Linked DNA regions of Mus musculus: regions 2 and 3 are each linked to region 1. Evidence: chromatin loops called from intact Hi-C (ENCODE). Cell type or tissue: left cerebral cortex. All regions are shown on one strand.

Region 1 (8,000 bases):
CACTGCAGAATATACTGCAAAGTTGCAGCCATTGAAGCAACAGGGCATAGGCACCAAAAGAGAGACAGGAGCAGGTGAGAAAGAACGGAGACTGCAGAAACCCACACATCCACAGACATTTCCCGGCAAAGAAACAAAAACACACATCGAAGAAAACAACGCCTTCAGGAAATGGTGCCGAGCGAACCGGATGCATGTGAAGACCACAGGCCCTTGACTCTTCTCCACTCCACATGAAGTCAACTCAAGCAGGATCAAAACCCAACCATCAGACAGGAAATTCCAAAACGATTTAAAGAAGACACGGGTGTGACGTTTATAAAAGATGCTCTAGGCTGTGGTCTCTAGGGAGAACCTCAAAAGGACTCGAGGAAAAAACTGAAAGTGAAACCTGACAGATACGAGGAACTAAAAGAGCCGTGGACTGAAAAGACAGCGATCAATGGCCTAACGAGACAGTCCACCACGGCATGGGAAGCTATTAGGCTGCTCTTAACCTGGCAGAGTGTTAAAAAATCTAGAATATTGAGAATTTGCAGGGTTTAGCAAGAAAAGAGCTTAGTAATCTAATTTTAAAATGAGATGACAGGAATAGATGTACCTCAAAAGAAGAAACTCAAACCGCCCATGAATGCACAGAAAAGATTCAGGGGCATTAACCATCTATTAGTGTTAGCCATCGCCCCAAGTCAAATGGCAATTACAAAAAATAACAAATCGATACATTCTAAGAAGGATGTGTAGAAAGGGAAATGTCGTGGCCAGTAATGGGAATAGGAATTAGGATGGCTGTTCCAGGGAGTGGCATAGGAGTTCTTCCAAACACTAGTAATAGATCTCCATAATAGATTAGCACAGATCACAATAGGTTTGTGCTTCAGCTACACCACTCATAGATACACACTTAAAGGCTATAAAATCACATACCGACGAGATAGCCACACACTCACAGTTATCGCCATACTCTGTAATAGCTGAATCAGCCTGGGTGGCCACCAGCACATGAGGAGGTAAAATACAGAGTCAAAAAGAATGAAATTCAGTCATCCCCAGCGCCATGGCCAGGAGTAGAACATATCATGTTACATGGAATAGGTAGCTCAGCCAGCACAGAAAGGCTGAAAGGTTCCTGTTCTCTTTCGCTTCCCGGGGTCAAAGAAAAAATGTCAACTGTTAACAGAATAGGAAAGGCAGAGGGGGAAGAAAGGTATGAAATGGAAGGTTGAATTTGATCACTGCATACTAGTTACACACATGTAAATATCACACCAAATCTCATTAATGTGTACAATTCAACATGTTAATTGATTTTTAAAAAGAAACAAGATTTCTAAGACTCTGGACACAAAGTCTCACACCAGTGTACTCTGTGAGTCCACACTCCCATGCCAGAAAAAGAGGAGGGTGGAGGATGATCACAGGGAGGAGGGTGGCAGGGAGGACCATCATAGGGAGGAGGGTGACAGGGAGAATTATCATAGGGAAAAGAGAGGCAGGAAGGACTGTCACAGGGAGGAGGGTGGCAGGGAGTACCATCACAGGGAGGAAGGTGGCAGGGAGGATCATCATAGGGAGGAGGGTGGCAGGGAGGACAGTCCCAGGAAGCTAAGAGGGTGAAGAGATTCTGAGGAGCTGTGGGCAGATGTGTGTTATTTACTTCTGTCAAAGACTGCTAGGCAGGCACTCAAGCATAATCTTATACACAATCAAGCACACACACACACACACACACACACACACACACACACAGAGAGAGAGAGAGACAAAGAGAGAGAGAGAGAGAGAGAGAGAGAGAGAGAGAGATGGGCACACAGGATGCACAGAGGTGGGCACACTGACCTAGAGCCACACACCCACTCTGCCCTCAAGGCCATGTTTATACAGAATGACACGAATGTGTCTGAAAAAAAATTAGATAGCATTTGAAATCACTCTGTACTTTGGGCTTCCCCAGACATTAGGTATCAGCTAACTTGTGCTGACTCTTGGCCCCAAATTGTCCACTGCTAGTCACAATTTAGCTGATTTGTCCCACCTATCCATATCAGTGCCATGTTGTCTAACTATAGCCTGGGCCTTGTGTTCTTCTGTTTTCCACACTACCCGTCTCCGGATTTTCAAGCCTTTAGCTTTAGACTGGCTGGCGTCTGTGGTTCCTTCCGGGCTCTGCTTCTTTGAAGAATTCTGGTAGATCACACATGGAGATTTAGGGAGGGTGTGAGTGAGAAGCGACCTGTTAATTGGCTTTTGAAGAATGACTAAGACCATGCTAGCTCCGAGGGTGGGAAAGTTAGCTCGGAGAAACGGTGAAGAACGGGTATAGCAGAGAGCTCCGTGGGGCCTGGAGAGCAGAATAGAGCAGCAGAGCGCAGAGAGCTCAGAGTCCACCTTGCAGGGAGGGCACCTTGTCCAGTCTGCGCTGCCGTGGCAGCTTGAGAAGCTGGGAAGTTCTTGGTGTCAGTAGACTCACTCCCTGGTTCCACACAGCATCTTCTGCTGCAAACCCCCGGGCGGGGGGAGGGGGGGATGTAACACTGTATCACACAGAAGACTGGGGACGGAGGGATTTTTCTCTCCCAGTCCCTTTGTATAACAGTATCAATCTACGCACAAGGGCAGGGCCGGCCTGTGTGAACTGAATACCTCCCACCAGGCCCCAGCTCTTAAAGTTCATGCCTGAGACTTGTCCAGCGCACAGATTTTGGAGGGGCCACTCACACGGCAGCAGAAGATGAGCGCTCCTGGGCCATAGCAGCAGCGCGGGTGTCAGGAAGCAGGGCGTGGCGCCTGTCAGGTAGCACCAGGAGAGGCTCGACTGTGAGGTCAGCATTGGACCAAAACACAAGGAAGGCCTTTGTTCTCCCACACGGAGCCACGAGTGCGTCTCGGGAAAGGGATGAGATGGGTTTAGTCCCATTCATTCATCCCGGATGCAGTAGCAGTAGAGGCTGAGGTGAGCATGGGAATTGAAGTGGTGCAGAGAACATCATTAAGGAAGCTATGGCCGTGGACCAGGCAGGGAGGGGCAACTTTAGAGAGCATAAGCAAGCCTTCTGCCTGAGCTAATGTGACCATACATCAACAGTTCCCACAGAACAAAGTGTACAAACGTGCAGAGCTTCTTCGTGACCTTTATCGACTCCTGGCTCTATTAAACTCTGAAAGGAAAATGTGAATTTGGCCTTATATCCATGGGAGTGAGTGTGACGTTAACATACCCACCTAAAACAATTCAATGTCTTTTTAAATCATGGCCCCACATTCATTTTAAAACACAATTGTTCACTTGTGTGGATAAATCATGCAGAAAGAAACCCAATGAGTCTCATTGGAAAAGCGCTCTGTACATGGGCTACTAGTTTAATATTCCTTCAGCGGACAGCCCCTGCCCCTAAGAGGAACCATCTCAAAACCTGACTGTGCCTGATTGTTTCTGAAGTAGAGTAAGGCCCACAGTGCCCCCTGCTGGCAACTTGGAGATATAGCTTCATTGAGAGCTTTTTTTGTTGTTAGTTTTTGACTAAATGAAATGGTTGTTAATGTTAGTTTTCTCTATATGGAGATTGAAATAAATGAATCGCTTGGGAGCAATGGTTGCTGTTGAAATGGGGGATCAAGAAGGAAGCTACTTTTGGTTGGACAACGTAAAGGAGACAGGTGAAGTATTAAGCAAAAGAAATGCAAAGGCTAAACTTGGTATCTAAAATTAGGTTGTGTCAACACAACATACACACACGAACACACAGGCACATACACTCACACACACACACATGCGCGCGCATGTGCACGCACACGACCCCAAAAACATCACATGCCTGTGCTCACCCAGGAGGCCTTTATAAGCACTGGATGTAACAACACAGCTGGAACATGTGCTGTTGGCAGAGGCTCGAGTTTCCTCATGTAAATGCTAAAATTCTCTTATGGGAGTGTATGTGGCATACATTGTACAGAGAGGATTGCTAGAAAATATCAAGAATTGTAAACAAGGTTACAGACCTTTGACCTAACATTCATCCTTTCAGAATCTATCCTAAGAGGTAGAGAACCAAAGTGTGTAAGTGGTGTGTATATAAAAGATTCTCAGGCTAAGTGGATGACTCAGTGACTAAGAGGGCTTGCAGAACAAACACAAGGACCTGAGTTCAAATCTTTCCTAAATAAAAACGAGGCATGGCTTCATGTGCCTGGTACCCCAGCACTGGGAAAACACTTAGGAGGATGACGGGAGTTTGCTGGCCAGCACACAGAGTCAAACCTCAGACTATAGGTTCTTTGGCGAGAAATCCTGTCTCAAAAGAACAAAGTGAAAAGTGACTGAAGGGATGCCAATGTCCTCTGCTGGCTTCCTTGTGCATGCCCGAGAGTGTGCACATGTATACACACATGCATACACCATACCTACAATGCAAAGGCACTCAGTAGCAAGAATGGAAGCTGTAAGTGATCCCAGTTGACCATCCCAACATAGAGAAAACACCTAAATTAAGTTGTTGCATCTATAATGGTGCTACTTAAAGACAAAGTTTCTAGAGGGTTCCAATTAGGTCAAAACATGTAGGATGTTAAAAGAAAAGGTCAGCCGGGTGTGGTGGTCCACGCCTTTAATCCCAGCACTCGGGAGGCAGAGGCAGGCAGATTTCTGAGTTCGAGGCCAGCCTGATCTACAAAGTGAGTTCCAGGACAGCCAAGGCTGTCCAGAGAAACCCTGTCTCGAAAATAAAAAACAAAAACAAAAAACAAAAAACAAACAACAACAGAAAGAAAGAAAGAAAGAAAGAAAGGAAGGAAGGAAGGAAGGAAGGAAGGAAGGAAGGAAGGAAGAAAGAAAGAAAGAAAGAAAGAAAGAAAGAAAGAAAGAAAGGAAGAAAGAAAGAAAAGGCCATATGTGCCAAATTTACTAGAGACCTGTGGAAACAAGGAGAAAAATCTTTGCAACCTTAGATAAAATATTTTAAAAAAGCAAATAATGTTCGATGGCAAGGAGGTGACTAAGCTACCTCAGTAAACTTCTGATAGAGATTAAGGTGTTTGAAGTCACTTTAAAATCTTTTAGAAGTCTTTTTTTTTTTAAACTTTTCAATGTGTGTATTATTTTATTTGGGGATGCTTACTCCAGAAAATGGTTGATTATGTACGCCCAAAATGAGAATAAGGATTGTCACCAACACACACTGGGAGCCAGGTTATTATCACTTAGTGATTATTGGTTGTGTCCTAGGTACCTTGGCAAGCACTCAGAGGCTAGCAAACACTGCTCAGCTCTCAAAGCACTGGCCAGCAGCTGTCATGATTAAATGAGGATGCTGACACCAGAAATGTCTGTGTGTGACTTCATTCCCCACAAACTGCCATGGGAAAGGTCAGAAACACCAAAGAGTCACCAATGAACACTTAAGAACCACCCACTCTGACAGCGACATCTGGGACACACTACAGGCATTCCATAACTCTCGAGCAAAACAAATTCATGAAATACTCTACAATGCTCCCAGCCTCAACAGTGGGGTCAGCCAGTCCCACTCACAAGGCTGCTGAAGTGGAAGAGAGGTCGGTGGAAAATGGAAAAGAAGTCTGGTGTTAGCCTGTTCTAATCCGACTGTACCAGCCACCAGACAGGAACTCAGTCAGTTACTCCCCATCTAATAAGGTTGGAAAATGAACAAGCCAGTTTCAAACAAGATATACACTTAGTAAGAGGTAGTGTTCTCTTTTTATCTTTAACTGACAAATAAGGTTGTGTGTACTAATCCCCTACACGTAACCTTTAAAATAAGTACACAGCACAGCCTGATGAAACCCAGCTCCCACTCTACAAAACAACTCACGTACTTGTCAGGTTTTTGTAATACAGAAATCTAAAACTACAGGCAATTTTCAGCGGAGGAGATGGCTTAGTAGGCAAACAAGCAAGGGGACCTAAGTTTAAATCCCCAGGACACATGTCAAAGCCGAGCACAGTGGCTCTCATCTACAATCCCAGAGAGACAGCTAGGCCCTGGCACTCGCTGGCCTTGGAGCTCCAGAATCACTGAGAGACCCTGATGAGTGATCGAGGAAGACGTGCCACAGTGACCTCTCACCTCCATACAGGCACACGCAAACATGACCCTGCACTCTTGCATGCACATGTGCACACATACCACGGACACCACCATACATACACACACAGTTAGCAACTTTCCAAAAGAACAATAGTCACTCTTGAGTGCATTTATGCTAGGTGAAGATTTATGTCTTTCAATCAACTGTATAGTTCCCCCCAAAGGTTATTCTTTAAAAGATTTTTGCAAAGCTTTCTGATGCCATGATCCCCACACACAAAAGGTTAAGTTGACCGCTAGATGGCGGTAGCATCAGGTTCCATTCAGTGAGCACCTAGGTAAGCCATGCTTATCTTCAAACTTCACAGCCCACTGACAGCAGCACAGGGAAGCACAACTCTACTCCATTTGGGGATGCCTCTAAAACCAAAGAACAAACTTCATGTGAGCTGCAACATTAGCAGTCCCCAAATTAGAAACAGCCAGTGGTCAGGGCTGGAAAGATGGCTCAAGGGTGAAGGTTACCAGGTGCTCTCACAGAGGACCCGGATCTGAGCCCCAGCATCCACATGGCATCTTATAACCATCTGAAAATTCCGAAAGGAATTCAATGCCTGCCTCTGGCCCCGTAGGCACACAGGTGGTGCACAGATATACATAGCCAAAATGCTCATATACAGAAGATAAAATTTAAAATACAGAGGAAATATCCTGTCATTACTTGACATGATCACAGGGGAGTGACTTGAACATTCCCTTCCTCTGCCACCCAGTTCAGTTACAAGACACCCAAACACCCAGCTTGTGGGAGCCTTCCTGTGGGAATCTGGTCTGGAAAAAAAAAAGTGGGGGTCATTATTTTCCTTGGAAAAGTTGTCACTGTATATGCGTATCAGCCACCAATCAGTCCCTAGCCCCAAGAGGTTTCCTTGATTAGAGGACTAGGGTGGCCAAACGACAGGAAGCAGTTCCTCCACCTCCCCAGGTTCCCAAATCACAGAAGAGGCAGCCAGCAGCACATTAGCTTCCTGCCCCCACATCAGGCATCACAGGGACTGCCGGGCCCCCAGCTCTTAAAAGAACGCCAGGCCCGAGTCATCAAACATGCCTAATTGTGTTGTTATTCCAGAAGCACAGCAAATTAGAACAATAAAAAGCAAAAATTAAAATCTCTTAAGTACTACTCAGAAGAAGAGAATTTCTTTTTGTCAGGTATGGTCTGACAAATTTATTTAATATAATCAGAATCCTAAAAGAAATGCTATTTGGTAGCTTGGTATTTCTACCTAATTGTAGCTTTTCAAGTCAAAACATTTACTTTCACGGTTTTTATGTTTGCAGTAATATAATAAATTAAGCCATCTCCCCCCACACACACACCAAGAAAACTGTGGAGTTTATTTTGTGTTAGCCAACTGCTCCTGAGCATGGAGCCTGCCCTGGGGTGGTTGATATGCCCGCCATGGAAGAAAATGGATTTTCCTTAGACTGTATCACCTGCAGAAGGCTTCTTGATGAGGGGGTGGGACTTTGGGTTCATTTCCATTCATTCTCTGTGCTGAGATTTTTGTCTGGTTTGAACTGGTGCCGGTCTTGTGCACCGCTGTCAATCTTTGTGAGTTTGTTACCTGCCCTGCTGTTTTCTTGGAGTCATCCACCATCCCAATAAAGAAATGAAAACTCAAATATCTTTCCGTGTCCACTAGAGGTCACAGTTTTCAGTTTCTCTCACCCTAGCCAAGGTCCTTAGAGGAGAACATTCAGAAACCAGATTAGCAGGCAAGGCACCAACCCAGTCACAAAACCTTTCAATCTGCCAAAACCTACCATCTGCCTTGCCTGCAAGAGGCGCTGGGGCAGTGATGTCACAGAACTTGTGGGAGTGGCCAACCAATGACTAATCTAATTCGAGGCCCATGTCACAAAAGGAAGCCCATGCCCCACACTGCCTGGATA
Region 2 (8,000 bases), 500 kb before region 1:
GATCCCCACACCTCCCCAGCCTTCTGCACTGCCATCAATACCTGCGTCTAGCAGAATAAGACCCTCCTCTTTCTAAAGATGTATCTTCAGGCTCTCCTCGGCTCAGCGAGACAGCTGTGCTGTACTTCCAGCGATTGCCGATTGTAATACGAGTCTATTTTTCTGCTGTCTTGGGTAATTTCAGAACGCCTCTACTTGTAGTTACTTACTTCTCTGCCCATTTCTTGGCGCCCACGCTGTCTGCTGCTTTAGATATAAGGCAGTGAGCTTAACAAATACATTCCCTGCTCCGCCCCCATTCCCTGCTCCACCCTCATTGCGTTCTACCAGCCCCGGGGAAACAATACCTTTGGTATACAGGCATGGGTGTGAGGCATGGAGAAGGTTGGTCATTTACTCAGAGCCTGGCAGAGGCAGGATTTCACCCCAGGTGCCCCTAAACTGGAACTTAGAATAACTTGTTTCTAGTAGGGGCTTTGCATGCCACAGTTTATCCCTTGGCTTCTGTTCTCGGGACTGGGAATGTGTAAATCAGTATTTACAGAGGCTCTGAATATGCTCACTTCCTAGCAATATCTTTGTGCAGAGCTTTCAATCCCTTTGTAAAGAGGTCAGTGCGGATGGTGTATGCCTGTGCTGTGGGCTTTCATGGAGAGGAATATGCAGCTTGGGGCATATGCCTCTGGGGCACCGTGGCCGCTGGAGGGCAAATCTGGCTGCTGTTCATTGCAGTCTATCCCAAGCCTGATGGTGGTTCATGGACATGCTCAATGTGTGTCCATCTGATGGGGAGGGGGAGTTTCTTGGCCTGTGGGAACCCCCCCCCCACAGAGCTGCTTTGAGTCAAACAGACCTGGACTTGAATCAAACCTTACTACTTTCAGACGAAGGGTCCTTGGCATGGGGCTGTCTCCTTGACTTTCTGCAGCCAGACTCAAGGGCTGCCAGAATGAGAGATTATGCCAGTCACTGCTCGTGCTAAGCCAGCGGCTGGCTAACTGGTCCCTGGGCCAGATCTGACCCACTGGCTGCCTTTGTGTGTCTAGTAGTCTTTGAATACCGCGTGCTCATCTTTTCCCCTTGTCAGTGGCTGCATTTGTACTCTGATGGCACATTTTAGTTATGACAGAGAGCAGATGGCTCGCAAAGCCAAGAATATTTACTTCCTGTCCTTTTACAGCAAAAGGTTGCCACCTGCTGTGTTCAGCCCTGAGCAGATAGCAAGTGCAGCAGACATCACAATTACTGTCACTACCTATCACTTCCACCCTTGTGCTTCACTGGAGAGTCAGCCCAGAAGCCATGACCTTCTGGGCTTTGAGTCTTGGGAGGGACTTTTCAATTAGCTGGTATGTGAGTAACTCTTGTCCCTCGAGGGATGAAGGCTTATTTGGGCTCACAGTTTCAGGGCGTTGCAGGCCACTGTGGAAGAGGCGTTGGAGTTGGGAGTGCTTCAGTAAGTAGCAGGAGGTGGATGTCACATGGCCGCTGGACCAGGAACAGAAGGCACAGAAACAGGTATATCCTTAAGACCCTTCTCTGCCAGCCAGGTCTTACCTCATAAAGGCACCTCGACCTTCAAAATAGTACCAGAAGCTGGACTGAGTGTTCTTAACACAAACCTCTGGGGGACATTTCAGCTGTAACACCTGGTGACCGCCCCTGGGATTCCCAAGGGCCTGAAGGACTGGGTGGGATTTCTTCTTAGCCCTTCGCTTCTAGTCTGATGGTACCTCCAAGTTTCAGCTCTGACTTTTGGGATGGGACCTGCCTCTCTTCCACATCTGAAAAGCCACAGCTGGAAGTGACATTTGCTGTAATGTCATCCAGAAGAAGGGAAAACAATCCGCCTGTGAGTTTTCTTCCTGCTTGCGTAGATGTGACAGAGAGCATAGATGTGGAGATAGGAGCTCTGCGTTCAGGGACCCTGGGTTCCTCATAGTCCCGGCTACTTTCCTGGTTCAATCTGCCCCGCTTTTGAAGATTAAAAAAAGGGGAGGCATATTTTTCCTAACTAACTTCCTTTATAGGAGTGTAACCTTATTTTTGGATTATATATGCAATACATACAATTTTTGGAACATCAAAAGGAAGAGAACTGTAGCAGTCAGTCCAGATCTTAGCACCCGAGACAATCGCTATTGGCATCCCCAGCTCAATTCCTTCCAGATCCTAAGTGTGCACACATGTTTACATAATTGGAATCAAAATTTTAATGTAATCTTACTCCCCACATTTTTATGTATTATACTGTAACCCTTCCCTCCAGTGCTGAATGGTCTTCAAAATCTTAATCTTTGTGCCTGATCATATTCACCCACTCACCCATCCCCATATCCTTCAATCCAATACATATTTCTAGTGTTTCTTACATCCTAAACCCTGTGCTGGGTGCCAGGCATAAGGTAGGGAGCTGAGGTCCTCTGTCCCTTCACAGAGCTCACACACAGACTAGCAGGGCAGGTGACCAGAACAACACAGGCTGCACACTTGCTTGGCTCAAACTTCTTTAACAAAGCACCATAGATGTGGTAGCTTAAACAGCAGAGGTTTCTTTCTTCAGTTTTGGAGGGGAAAGTCAAGGTACTATACATTCAGCCCTCCGTGAGGCCCTCTCCCTAACCTGCAAATGATGGTGGTCAGCTCCTCACGAAGGGGGGGAGCGTGGGGGGGGGAGAGAGAGGGGCTGAATGACTCTGACATTTCTTCCTTTTCTTGCAAGATTAGTAACCATACAACATGGTCTATGTAACCTCATCTAAAACCAGTAACCTTTCAAAGGCTTTCCCTCCAAATACTGTCATGCTGCGGGTCAGGTTTCTTCCATAAAGATATGAGGTCGAAGGACGGGGACATTCAGTCCTTAACAAGGATCATGCATACTTGCTTTAATGTGAGGGAAAAAAAAGAAGCTAGGTGGGCAGGGCCTCATCACTGCTCTTGAAATGGTCAAGACAGAACAATTTTCAGAGCCAGCCAGCTTCTCTGTGAGGTCCCCTCTTTGGAGGAAGTTTGAGAAATCCTGATTGGCTAACTCTGTTTGGAATGGCTGAACACCTTCTGGGCCATATACCTGAATGAATGAAATAGAATAAAAGCATAGTGCTCATTGTTTTTCTGTTCCTGTGATCACATACCATGACCAGAGGCAACTTAAGAAAGAAAAGCATGTTTGGCTCACTGTTCCAGAGTGAGTCTATAATGGCAGGAAAGGCGAGCTAGCAGGAGCTGGAAGCTGGGGAGCTGCTTTTTGTCTGCACACAGGAGTCAGAGGGAAAGAGAATAGGACGTGGTTGGAGGTTACAAACCTTTAAAGTACACCCCAGTGACACACATCCTCTAGCAAGGCTGCGTCTCCTAGAGTTTCTGTAACATCCCCAAACAGTGCCACCTACTGGAGACAAAGTATTGAAACACATGCCTGTGGGGGACACTTCACTCCCATTTCAGCACACCCCGAGGAGGGAATCTGTGTCTACAGTCAGTGGTAGAACCGCAGACACTGCTGTGCAGTGATCACCACTGCCTTCCTAGCATGGAGCTCCTCCGGAGTAAAGCCAGGCACTGCAGACATGAAAGCCAGCAGGCTCTCTGGGCAATGGTGGGTGTATTTTTGAAACAGGAAGCGGTTTTCTCCAAGGAGAAAGCCCCCGCCCTAGATAAAGATGAATCTGAGGATAGGCGTGGCTGAGACATTATTTAGTCCTGGAGGTTCATGGGTGCTGCCGAGACGGCAGGGCTCCCGGCTGCCTCCTGAATGCTTTCCCATCATTTCCCAGTCAGGTGGGGTCAGAAGACTGTTGTGCGGAGATGGAATGTGTTGTGTCCCATGCCTTGTGAGGTGGGGAATGTGGAGCAGCCCACACATCACCCATGGAGTCTTTTCGGTGTCCTCCCAAGAAGCATTGTTCTGGGAGACAGACATCCGGCAGGGGGTGATCACACATTGAGTCTTGCAGGATACAGTTAACAGCAGAGTGAGACTCTGGGAGTTCTGTGGTCCAGTTAGCTCACAGGGCGCCCCCTAGTGGAAGCAGGTCCCCTTTGTTTGTTGGATGCCCATTAGACAGACTTGGTTAGGAACAACCCTGCGGGGGACTCAGGAGTACATGTGTCTGTGAACTTGCTGTGGGATGAATCTGTGAGTCACAGACTCCTCTCAGCAGGGGACAGATGGTCACAAAATCATGTGACATAGAAAGCCCAGTGTTGTAGTGTGTGTACACAACACAGGAAATGTTTCAGGAAATGTATGCATGTATGAACTGCTTTTTGGATTTTTATCTTTATCTAATTTGGGTAAGCACATAAAAGCACCAGACTGAATTTGCTGCTTAGTATGGACTACAGTGCTTTATTTAAAAAAAAAAAAAAAAAAAGCAAAGCAAAACTGGCTTTTCATTAGCAGAAGCCTGCAAGCGAGGCAGCAACTAACGGGGTTTGCATGTCCTGATCTTCGTCTGTAAAATGTGGGAATTATCACTGCCCTGTAGGGCCTGCTGCTAGGATTAAATTAGAGAGCACACATCCTTAACCTGCTGCCTGATACGTAGTAGGCACTCAATAAGTGGGAGCTATTATTTTTATTGATATAATAGCTAATTTTGATTCAGGGTTCAAAGTGCTTTGCATATATTAACTCTGTTAATTGATTTTCCACGCTCTGGTCTTTCATCAGAGGCAGAGCTGCCTCTGAGACTGTGCTTGGGCCTTGTTCATTACCTTGGGGGCAGCTGTGGTCTCCATGATGAACAGTCAGAAGAGGGTTTTATAATCAGATGAGGATATCACCTCGATGCAACCCCCATTCTAATCCCTAGAGGGGCATTGCTGTAAAATGACCCAAAGTTTTATTCTTCAGAGGGTCCTTTGCCCCAGTTAGAGGGAGACTTCTTATTCCGTATGGGCACGATGCTCAAAAGATTGCTATTGATGTAGGTCTTATACCATGGGCTCCCTGGTGGGTCTGATTTATTTAGACATCCTTTGAGGCGAGCTAGCTGTGATAGACAATTTTTAGCCTTCATCCCAGAGATGTTGCCTTAAGTATCTGTCCTCTGTTCCATCCTGAAGCCTTTGTGATGAGTTTATACTCCCTAAACTATCCAAAACGCGGCTATTAAATTGGAGTTCAGGGTACCAGGAGTCTTTATTTGATCTTGTAAGTTTTGAAAGTTTGTCCAGGAGGCATAGAAAAACCCTTCAAAGTTTCTAGTGTTTAATCTGTTTGAACAGAAGTCTTGGGAAAGGTTTAGCCAAGGAATATCAAACTCTGAGATAAACAGTTCGTCAGAAAACCAACAGAGACTACTTCTTAAACATACAGCCACCCAGAGTGTTCGCGTTTGGAAGCAGCAGCTGAATTTCCCTCGGAGGGATTTATTTCTTGATCACGGTTGGTGCAACAGTAATGTTCTCTGGGAGGATATTATCAGGAAGATTGTCTACCTTTCTGTCTGTCTGTCTGCCTATGTTTGTGGCATGAAAGTGACCAGAGTTAAGTAAACTGCAGTCCTGGGTCAGTGCATGTCCTCTTTGTTTCTGTGGCACGTATGAAGGATAGAGAGAGAGCTGATTTTTGGCCTTGGGAAAGTGAGTGGTCTCACTCAACTGTTGCTAGGTGATCTCTCTCATGGATACACAGTGTACAGCTGTATAATGTGATTTTCTTCCCTAGCTTGTGGGCCCAACTGGGTCACTTTCTGGTTTGTGGCAGAGTCTACAGAGCCAGGCACAATCTTTGGGAAGGAGACCAGACTTCCGGTGTCCCTATCAGAGGTGATAGTTCTGTTCATCTTAAAAATTCACATTTGGACCTCAATATGAAGTGAATCAAGCAATGATTTCCTGGCTCCCAGGAAGATCCGTAAGGTTCAGATGGAGTGGTACCTTGGGGTAATGATCATCCTACGTTCTATTGGAAGTTGGATTATCAGCAGAGCAAAGGAGAGGAGAGTGTAAGGGTTCCAATTATCCTATTATGAAAGAATAAGAAAAATTCCATTTTCTTCTAGCTTCACAAAGATTGTGTGACCTACATTAGTCTCCGGTGAAGAGGAGTCACTCTGACTTCCTCAAAGGAAATATTTGATCAGTCATGATAGCTAAGCCGTGGCATGCCCTAAAAATCGATGCATTGTCCCGTGTGCATGTTTTACATGACCCAGGGCCTCTGGACATTGTGACTCTCCTTTTACCCCCTTTCTTCTCTCACTCTTGCCTCACAGCCTATCCCAACACCATTTCTCTGTGCAGCTCGTTTTGAGTCTCTTATCCTACTAGTAGAGGTGGTTGTATTATTTTGCTTTCCATTGCTATGGCAAATGTCATGGTCAAAAGCAACGTGGAGAGGAAGGGGCTGGGTTTACCTCAAATCTTAACAGTCCATCCCTGAGGGAGGTCAAAGTAGGAGTTCAAGAGAGGAACGTCGAGGCGGGACCTGAAGCAGCACCGTGGAGGAGCGCTGTCTATTTTTGGTTTTGTGGCTTGCTCAGCCTGCTTTATTATACATCCCAGGACCACCTGCCTTGGGGTGGCCCTGTCCACATGGCTGGGCTCTCCCACACCAATCATCAATCAAGAAAAAAGTGTTTCACAGTCTTGCCTAGAGGCCAATCAAATGGAGGCATTTTCTCAATTGAGATTCTCTCTTTCCAGATAACCCTAGCCTGTGTCAAGTTGACAAAACCTAACCAAAACAAACACAACTGAGCCTCTGTCAACCTGACACACACAACTGTCACTGGCTTTTTTTAAAGGTTTATTTATTTATATATGTATGTATGTATGTATGTATTCAGGTACTTTGTATGTATGTATGTCTGCACACCAGACAACAACATCAGACAGGTGTGGGTTGCCATGTGGGTGCTGGGAGTTGAACTCGGGACCTTTGTAGAAGAGCAGTGAGTACTCTTAACCACTGAGCCATCTCTCCAGCCCCACAACTGTCACTGTCAATGATTGTGTATTTCCTTGCATCCCCATTGACCTTGACACACAATGGCTCCAGTGTTCTTCCCCAAATGCCCTGCCCTTAACAAAGAAGGCACCGGGGCTAATTCATTTGGTAGTAGTTTGTTAAGACAACATATTTTGTGTCCTCAGTACCTGGCTGATAATTAGAGATGATTGATTGTGATCAACTGAATGGATGGACTGAGTATAACAACCTTAGGATGTCTTTTCTTTGGATGCCACAGTCAGTGAGCAGTACCCTTGTTTCCACACTGAATTTATCCTCTGTTCAGTGAAACTTCCATCTGGGTGCTGGACCGGATAAGTAGAAGTCAGTTCTTTGTGTGGACGTCAGTGAAAGGGATACAAAGTTGGGTAAAGATATAGAAACAGATATAGAGATAGATGATATAGATTTAATTGATACATACATACATATATACATACACACACATACACACACTCACACAAGACAGAGTTAGGATGGCGATAGAGAGATAGATAGAGAGCATGCAGTAGAGAGAGGCTCTGTTAGTTATCAGGTTAGACCAGCAGTAGGTGAGGCTTTGTGGTCTTAGTAGCCATTCTGAACTCTGGTGGCTACTGTGGACAATGGCTGTCATAAAAGTGGAGGTTGGCCTGAGGTGGGATCCTGGACAGAGCCAGGCAGTACGAAGATGGTCCCCACACAGCTCTAAAGTAGTTTCAGTTGGAGGTACATGAAATCCATCTGCTGAGATGCATGGCGAAAAGGATGGCAGCGACCACAGGAGTGATGCTCTCTGCCACTGATGAGCCGCTGGGCAGACATCCATCCACTCCCTTTCAAATTTCCCACCAAGTTCCATAAATGTCCAGATGGCAATTGGCGAGTGAATAATTTATAATGACATCGTATGCATTATGCAGTGGAGATTTAAATTATAAATTGACCTCACTTGGCACTTCACCTTAGTTAATCAGTGGACTTTGTGTAGTGTTTGCCTTGACCGGCTAAACTGGTGTTGAGTGAGGGTCCGTCAAGAGAAATAGCATGCCACCTA
Region 3 (8,000 bases), 480 kb before region 1:
GATGGTTAACAGGCTGGTCATGTGACTCTCACTCTGAGCCAGGAAGACACTTCATCAGTGGGTGATCACAGTGTGATTGAGTGGGGATGCTCATGTGCTGCACCTGGAGGGAAGAGAGCAGGTTGTATAGACATGAGTCTCAATGTCTCAGAGAAGACATTGTCAGGATGGGGCTGGTTCAGCTGAGACCAAACATGAAGACGGCAAAGACTGGGAGGCCGTGAGTTCAGTCCCAGTGTTAGGTCCAGGCGGGAATGTATGCTTAAACTTAGAGGTGACTGCTCTAGTAGAGGAACTTTAGACCGTGACCAGAGCTCAAGTACTAGGCAGAAACATGGTCATCTGAGTGAGGTTTCAGGACTTCAGATTGGAAGCCTGGACTTTGCCCAGAAGTCTCAGGAACGCTGAGGGCTTCACAAAGGATTTGGTTTGAGAATATGATTGGACTGTAAACAATATGCTAGGCTAATATTCGAGGAGGGTTAGTGCAGGGGAGAGTGCCGGGTCTGGGACCCACCTTAGGAAGGTCAGCAGATGCACGAGAGACCTGTTTCACAGGAGAAGCTGAGAGAATCTGTAAATAGAGGATGAAAGGGTGAGTGCACTAGATGGGCGCATGACAGATGCCCAGCAGTGAGTCCTTCCCAGAGATGGTCCCTAGGGGCTGTGAGTATTTCTCAGTTCACCTCTGAACCTGCCATTGGCTTCTTTGGGACAGATCTGTGGTTGTGTTCAGAGCGGAGCACCCAGCGGGCACACAGCATTAGCTGGGATCTTCCTTTTGAGCTGTGACCCCTTTTCAGGAGATGTTGACCTTTTTCTTTAACTTAAGAAAATGGGTCTGAAAAGATGACCTAGTCGGCCATCACTGGAAAGAGAGGCCCATTGGTCAGGCAAACGTTATATGCCCCAGTACAGGGGAATGCCAGGGCCAAAAAAATGGGAATGGGTGGGTAGGGGAGTGGGGGGGGGAGGGGGGACTTTTGGGATAGCATTGGAAATGTAATTGAAGAAAATATGTAATAAAAAAAGAAATATATATATATATATAGATAGATAGATAGATAGATAGATAGATTTGTGTTTGGGATGGGAACTTTTTCCAGTGGTATTTTGCAGTAAATACTCTTTTAATGTCACCATTTACTTTCTATCCTGTTTATGGACTGCATCCAATGTATCATTTACCTGGAATTGATACTGAACACGAAGGGATTTTATAAGAATAAAAATTATCATTATTTTTAAAAAAGTAAAAAAAAAAAAAAAAAGAAAGAAAGTGGGTCTGGGAGAATTTGCTGGAAAAGCTATGTTTCCTGATTTAGTTCCCTTCATTTGAGTGATAATTTCTGTTTGTGCGTTGTCGTAGCTTCGCTGTTCAGGCAGACTTTTCCTACCCAGCATCTCATTTGCATTCCTTCCAAACTGGATGGCTGAGAAAAGGCTGTGTGCATCCCTTCCTCAGTGTTAATCAAGGGTTGATTATCTGCATCCCTTTCTTCTCCCCAATGGCTTCCTGCCTTTGACTGGGGACTTGGAGCTAGAAACAGGGCCTGAATCAGATGGCGCAGCTCTGGAAAAATACGTACTCTCGATTGGGGCGTGCCACTCCAGACCAGGTGGGGCTCTAGCAGAAGAGGTGAACAAGCTTCTGATGGCTTTGGGGATCATGGCTCCCTGGTCTGGGAGAGGACCACAGGGTTGCCATACTCTTAGACTCCAGGGCTCATTCTTTCCAACCACTCCAGGATGCTTTAGCAGAGAAAGCCAAAAGGAATTTAGCGTAAGTGGAAGGGAAGGCTCGGTGCTCCTGAAGTTGCTGAGAGCCGGCAGACAGGAAAGCAGGGGTGTGTGTGGCGTGGGTGAGCATTTGAACCTGTTACCTTGAAGTCTATATCATATAGACCCTGAAAGCCAGACAGGCTGGGCAGGCGGAAGCTCTTAGTGAGGAATACAGCCTAGGAGGGCGCCTGCAACATCAGCGCCACTGAGGTTGGTCTGCCCCACAGCCTTTCCACAGCCTGAGTCTGAGGTCAGGCTCCTACCCGGCAAAGAGGCAAACAGATTAAGGTACTGTATGGGAGCCCGGCTTCTCAGCTGTCCTGTATAGCAGCCTTAACTAGGAATTGGCTCAATATTTCTGAGTTCTGCTCCCCTTGCCCCAGATTTGGATTAGGGTCTGGAATGAGGTCAAGTTGATTCTTTCAGGGTCTACATTCTAGGATAGTTGGAAACAGGGACAGAATTTAAGAGCCTCTTGGCTAGGGGTGTGTGTGTGTGGGGGGGGTGTGCCACCTGTTCTAGGAGCATTATTATCGGGACTTGCCAGACTCTGGGCCTGTATTTAAATTTATTTTGAGATTCTATTTTTTTTGTTATTATTATTTTATATGGATGTTTTGCCTGTATGTATATCTGTGTAATACATACATGCAGTACTTGTAGAAGCCAGAAGAGGGTGCCAGGTACCCTGAGACTGGAGTTACAGACAGCTGTAAGCTGTCACTTGGGTGCTGGGAATCGAACTCTGGTCTTCTAGAAGAGTAGTCAACGCTCTTAACTGCTGAGCCATCTGCCTGGACACAGGGCCTGTGCTTTAGAGGCCAAACTCCAGGCAAACCTTGAGATAAGACCAGCTGGTTGTACTAGGCTGTAGAATGCAGGCTATGTATCCCTCTGTGTGGATTATAGGTACAAAGACAAAGCATCAGGGACAGTATACAAAGGAAGATGCAAGCTCTGCCTTTAATGGAGGGGCCTGGGAGTGGGCACAGCTTGACTAGGTTGTGATCCTTAGAAACCAGCTGAGTCCCTGGATGGTCACTTCCTTTGTTGAGCTGAGGCTGTGTGACTGTGTGGCTTCCATTTTCAGCTCTGAAGGCATGCGGCAAGCAGAGGGGGCTTTTGTGAACTGGTAACCCCCAGCGATTTGACTGCCATGTCTGTCAAATACTGGTAGATACAGTGTTTCTTCAGGTTCTGTACTGAAACAAACCCTGCATTCATTTAATTTGTCTTTGTGGGAAAAGAAAGCATACCTAGTTCTTCCAGACTTTGAGAACGTTTTAGAAAACTTTTGTTACCCAAGCCAGCAGCACTGCTGCCTAGTGGCAGCTTTCGGAATTGCAAGTCAGTGCTTGAGGAAATAGCAAACATACACTTTGAAGTGACTTGAGGGAAAGGGGTGTGTGTGTCTGTGTGTGTGTGTCTGTGTGTTTATTTCAAGGCAGCATCACACACCTGAACAACTGAAACAGACCTCTTTGGGTAGATTTATAATATGTGTATTTAAACTTTTATGCCAGCTAGTGTTATTTGAAACCACTCTTCTGAGCAGACCCACAGCCTGGGCACTGTGGATATTCTGGACCGTCCTTGTGTGGACAGCCGTGCAGGGGCACCTGACCCCCACACTAGATGTTGACAACCCTTCTTTCTCCTTGCTTGTGATGATCAGAATATCTCCAGACATTGCCATCACCCCTGGGAGGCAAAACCACCCTTGTTAGAGATGCTGTGCTAGCTAGTGCACATTGTGAGCCTCCGGCCCGCTTCTGTGACAGTGTGTGACATTGGGTCACTGTGAGCTAAGATGTGACAACCGTCTTCACAGCAGGATAGCTGTTGCCGTGGTGGAGAGACTTCTGACTTGGAAGTAGACAAAAACGTTCAGGTTTTGATTTTTTTTCAAATGTCTAGTTGAAGCAGTAATGGCTGGATTGGCGTTCACAGCTCCGTGCTTGGGTTGGGCATCCCCACTAGGGCCACTGTGGACCTTCCTCGTGTAGACAAGACAGGTGTAGACTGCAGGAGCCTCTGAAAATGTGGCAATGAGGGGATGTGTGACATCTTTTCTCTCAGAGACTCTGAAGTAAGCAAACCCCATACACGTTTGTAGCTTGGGGGAAGGGCTGTTAATTGCGTGAAATAAGCTTCCACACAGCAAGTTCAGATCCCAAAAAGGCCGAGATGAGATTTGCTGAGGGGAAGAAAAGTCTCTGGGAAATCCTGTGGCTTCCAGCCTGTTTGGGTGAACATTGCTGAACCTGTTATAGAAGGCAGAACTGAACTCTCCTTTGTGATACAAGGTCCAGCTCTCCCATGTGACTGCAGTTATCCCTGCCCTACCCACTGCTTGGCTTCCCTCGGTTTCAGCTAGCTTTGGTTACCCATGGCTGGCAGACAGTAAAGGAAAACATTTAAACATCATTCATGGATTTTATCTGTGTGCTTTCCGGGGAGTGTGATGACTTAGCTCGCCGTTGTTCTTGGGATGGAAGTCATCTCTTTGGTATTTCCACGCTGCATACACTACCTGCCTGTTGGTCATATAGACAGCTTGCTTAAGCCACTGTGTGCTCATTAAGTATATTATCCTACGTGACCATGTGTAATAGTGAATGGTGGGTATAGTACAGTACAATATTCTCAGAGAGGTATAGAAGGAGACAGGAAAGCAAAGGCAGACAGCCCACATCCACGTAACTTTCATTACAGTACATCACTGTCCTGCTTTAATGTAATCTACTGCACTGTATATAAACTGAACAATGAAGTTTGTTATAGATATATACACAAAGAAGGAAACAATATAGACAGTCCATAATTTCTGCTGTCCCCTGGGGGCCTTGGAATATGTTGAGTGAAGACAAGGGACGTCCTGTGCTTGCATTAACTCTTTCACTAAAGGTGATGTGTGCTTCTAGCTGTGAGGCCACCTCTTTGCCCCCAGGGAATGACTCTTGCTTTGTAAAGTGGGGGACTAGGGCTGACACCAAAAAGTCCTGTTCTCAATGCTCCTGACTGGTGTGGGAGTTTATGGGTGGGCTAAGTGCCTGGCATGTCCAGTGATTACAATGAGCTATGTTAGAGACAGCAGAATGGCCGTGAGCTGGAAATAACCCAGAGAAAGCCCTGCCTTTACGGGGCTTCATCTCCTCCACTGCTGAATAGGCGTGTTGACTTTTAGTCTCTCCAATGCACTGGCAGTAGCCATTGGATGAGTTTTCTACTGCTCTGTGTGAGACTTGGGCAACAGGGTACAGAGCAGACAGACGGAGGAAATGCTTTATACTTTTGAGCTGTTCAATTTCCCTTCCAAAGACCTGCAGGCACCGAGTCATGGACACTAGTCAGTGTAAAGCCAGTCCTCTCCCCTTACCAACCAGTGCCCCTAAAACTCCCTGTGGTGCCCACAGAGTTGGGCAGCCATTGGGATATTCTTGCACCTGCACAAAGCCACCACCACCAGTCCTCAGGTGTATCTAGTATTAGTCATTATTAGTGTATTAGTTCAGCTCATTTCTTGAAATTCAATTTTGCAGGGAGGGGACTCCTCACCTCTATCTTCTCACCTACCTATCTGTCATCTATCTATTTGTGGCTGTCCAGCATCCAAGGGTGAACTGGGTTTACCTGAAAGGGGGCTGGAAATAAGGCAAGGGGGTGAGAGAAGGATGAAGCCAAGACAAAGGTTCTGATCAAGGCTCAAAGTTGAATAATAAGCTTTGCCTATATAAGAAAAATAAAACCCACAAAACCCACCCCCTTCTTCAGCTGGAGTATGTTGTAGCGGCAAGGTCATTCAGGTAGCCAAAACATCAAAGTTCTCAGGGGAACCTGTAACTGCAGCCAAGACAGATGTCTTGATCCAGGTTGATAAGACTTGTCATGATGAATGTTCAAGGTCTGCTTGGCCTGCTCAAGGTAGGGGAAGGCCTACTCAAAGCTGAGAAGGCTACATCTGTCTGTCTGTCTGTCCGTCCGTCCATCCATCCACTTACCTACCCTGTCTGTCTATTCATGCATCCATGCATCCATCCATCCACCTACCTACCCTGTCTATCTGTCCATCTATCATCTATCCATCCATCCATCCATCCATCCATCCATCCATCCATCTATCATCTCTACCTATCTACCTACCTATTCACCTACATATCTATCTGTCTGTCTGTCCATCTATCCATCCATCCATCCATCCATCCATCCATCCATCCATCCACGCACGCACCCACCCACCCACCCACCTACTTACCCTGTCCATCTGTTGTCTGTCTATCTATCTATCTCTATGTACCTACCCACCCACCTACCTATCTACCCATCTACCTATCTACCTACCTATCGATCTACCATCTATCTCTACACTAAATTCCTGAGAGGGTCAGGCAGGAACAAAGTGAAGCAAAGGGCACAGAACTTGGAGCCTGGAGCTGACGGAGCAGGACAGTTCTGGAAAGTGCTCTGTCTCCCCACCTCACCCCTGCCTCCTTCCTTAGCCACAGCCATTTTCCAATCCAGTCCCTCTCCCATTGGAGCCTGGAGCCCTAACCACATTCCTTCACTATAAGTACTCTGCAAAGACTCCATTCCCTTCCAGAAGCTCCTGCCTTTCATTCTCCACCATCAGTGTTTCCGCCCGCCTGTCGATATCGATTGGAAATCCACCTTATCTGGTCCTGACTGGGTAAGAGGGAAGTCAAGCAATGTCCCTGGGGTTACAGTTACTACCTCTTTCATTGGACAGGATAGAGATTGGCTGGGCTAACAAATGAATTTTTTATTTGTATTTTGAATTATTCATGGTGATCAATTCCACAGGGTGAGCTGAAAGAAGTGCCCAGGACAAGATATATATATTTTAGTGATGTAGGTATAAAATGCCTCTTAGAGTCTTCATTTTATTTTTTCCCATGTAAAGAAATGCTTGTTACAAAACTATTCATTATCACGCTGGGAAGAGGACATTCTTCAGTTAGGAGTGGTGAGGAGACACTGGACTTCCATGTCTGTAGCAGGCTTACCTCTGCTATTATCTCAAACTGAAGTGTTTGTGCAGAGCACTCCCTGCGGAGTCCTGCCCCTCACAGTGTCTGACGTTTAAGTCTGGTGATATGCACTGTTGTAGGGACAGCTCTGTATGACCTCCTGTGGGCCAGTCACTTAGAATGGCTCACGGTGCAAAGAATCCCAGAGGTCCTCTGGTGAACAGTCCAAGTGAGGCACCAGTTTTACAACCATCAACTCCCTGCTAGTTTAGCTGGTAAGTGTTTGGTTTTCTTTTTGTGGAACATTTGTGGAATTGTTGGCCCATACAATGATTTTTTTTTCTCCTGAGATTGGCTGTTATTGTGACATGGCAAGCAGGGAATTTTTACAAACTCAGTAGGTTCTGGCAGTGGACATAGGGAGGTGGAGTCTCCACTCTCACCAGGAGGGCCTGGGTTGTGTCTGGCATGTTCAGGATATAGTTTTCTGTCTGTCACCCTGTCTGGCATCAGTAAAAATCAATGGAACAAGAGGGCAAGAGGAGGTTTGTTCTGTTCGTGATTGTTCTGTATAATCCTTAGTTCACACATCCTCTTTGTTAGCAGGTACAACTTCAAAAGCCAGACGTTTCCGTTTTCTCCTTTGTTGGCTACAATTGTTTCCAAGCTAGGGACATGATCCACTCTCCTGACCCCCTAGCATCTCTCCCAGCAGTCAGTGTTCCGGTTCCCTTTGTTTGGGGAGCACCTGCTCCCTTGCTGGATGCTCTTCATACTTAGGATAAGGAAAGGCCCTGAGAATAGGTTTTACTGAGTCAGAGGCCTCAACACACAGTTCTACCTCTGCCTGTCTGCCAGGCACCATGAGCAAGCACACTCATCTTGTTTCTGAGACATGCCTTGCATATGCATAGGACATGGCTTGACATTGTACCCCTCAGAAGGAGACCATAGCCTGGGTGGTGCAGAAAATGTGGGCAGAGACTGTTAAGAGCTCCCGAGTATAGTGTTGTATGCTAACTGGGAAGAATTACGAAGTGTCTGAAGTCTTGGCTTGTAATACTGCACATGAGTGAGGGGTGGGGAGGGTCCTCATTAGATCTGAATCTCCTGTTATCAGCCCAGGGATCCACAGTGTCACGGCCCATCTGTACTTTAGTCTCCTTACCTGTGAAACTGCAGTGAAGGCCTGATGCCTGCCCAACTTCTTTATTTGGTAAGGGGTATAAC

Evidence for each region. Hi-C counts contacts between places; a loop is a spot of excess contacts. Peaks named below come from ENCODE experiments on the same cell type or tissue, not always from the same donor. Only the 100,000 strongest peaks of a DNase experiment are listed, where the experiment ranks them.
Region 2: a loop joins it to region 1, with 3.0 times the contacts of the local background. A loop is called at or near these places in 3 of 42 quality-filtered maps.
Region 3: it touches region 1 in a loop (2.8-fold over the local background); 3 of 42 quality-filtered maps call a loop at or near these places.

The regions. Positions count from the first base shown.
Region 1 is chr13:57,277,126-57,285,125 of GRCm38, reverse strand. It overlaps 1700072F12Rik (a long non-coding RNA gene), which reads right to left and starts at 2,763. Exons shown (of 2, transcript XR_873502.1): 1 at 2,719-2,763; 2 at 1,860-2,496. It also overlaps the pseudogene Gm48176. In left cerebral cortex, CTCF peaks have their summits at 3,463 (motif pointing left), 6,320 (motif pointing right) and 7,748 (motif pointing right); DNase peaks (open chromatin) are centred at 2,234, 3,062, 3,441 and 7,796.
Region 2 is chr13:57,775,419-57,783,418 of GRCm38, reverse strand. All of the region lies in intron 2 of Spock1 (sparc/osteonectin, cwcv and kazal-like domains proteoglycan 1), which reads left to right. Among named protein-coding and RNA genes, the nearest start is that of Spock1, 130 kb to the left of the region's middle. In left cerebral cortex, a CTCF peak has its summit at 4,007 (motif pointing left); DNase peaks (open chromatin) are centred at 250, 1,090 and 4,050.
Region 3 is chr13:57,762,032-57,770,031 of GRCm38, reverse strand. All of the region lies in intron 2 of Spock1 (sparc/osteonectin, cwcv and kazal-like domains proteoglycan 1), which reads left to right. Among named protein-coding and RNA genes, the nearest start is that of Spock1, 140 kb to the left of the region's middle. In left cerebral cortex, CTCF peaks have their summits at 2,442 (motif pointing right) and 3,106; DNase peaks (open chromatin) are centred at 1,506, 3,113 and 7,734.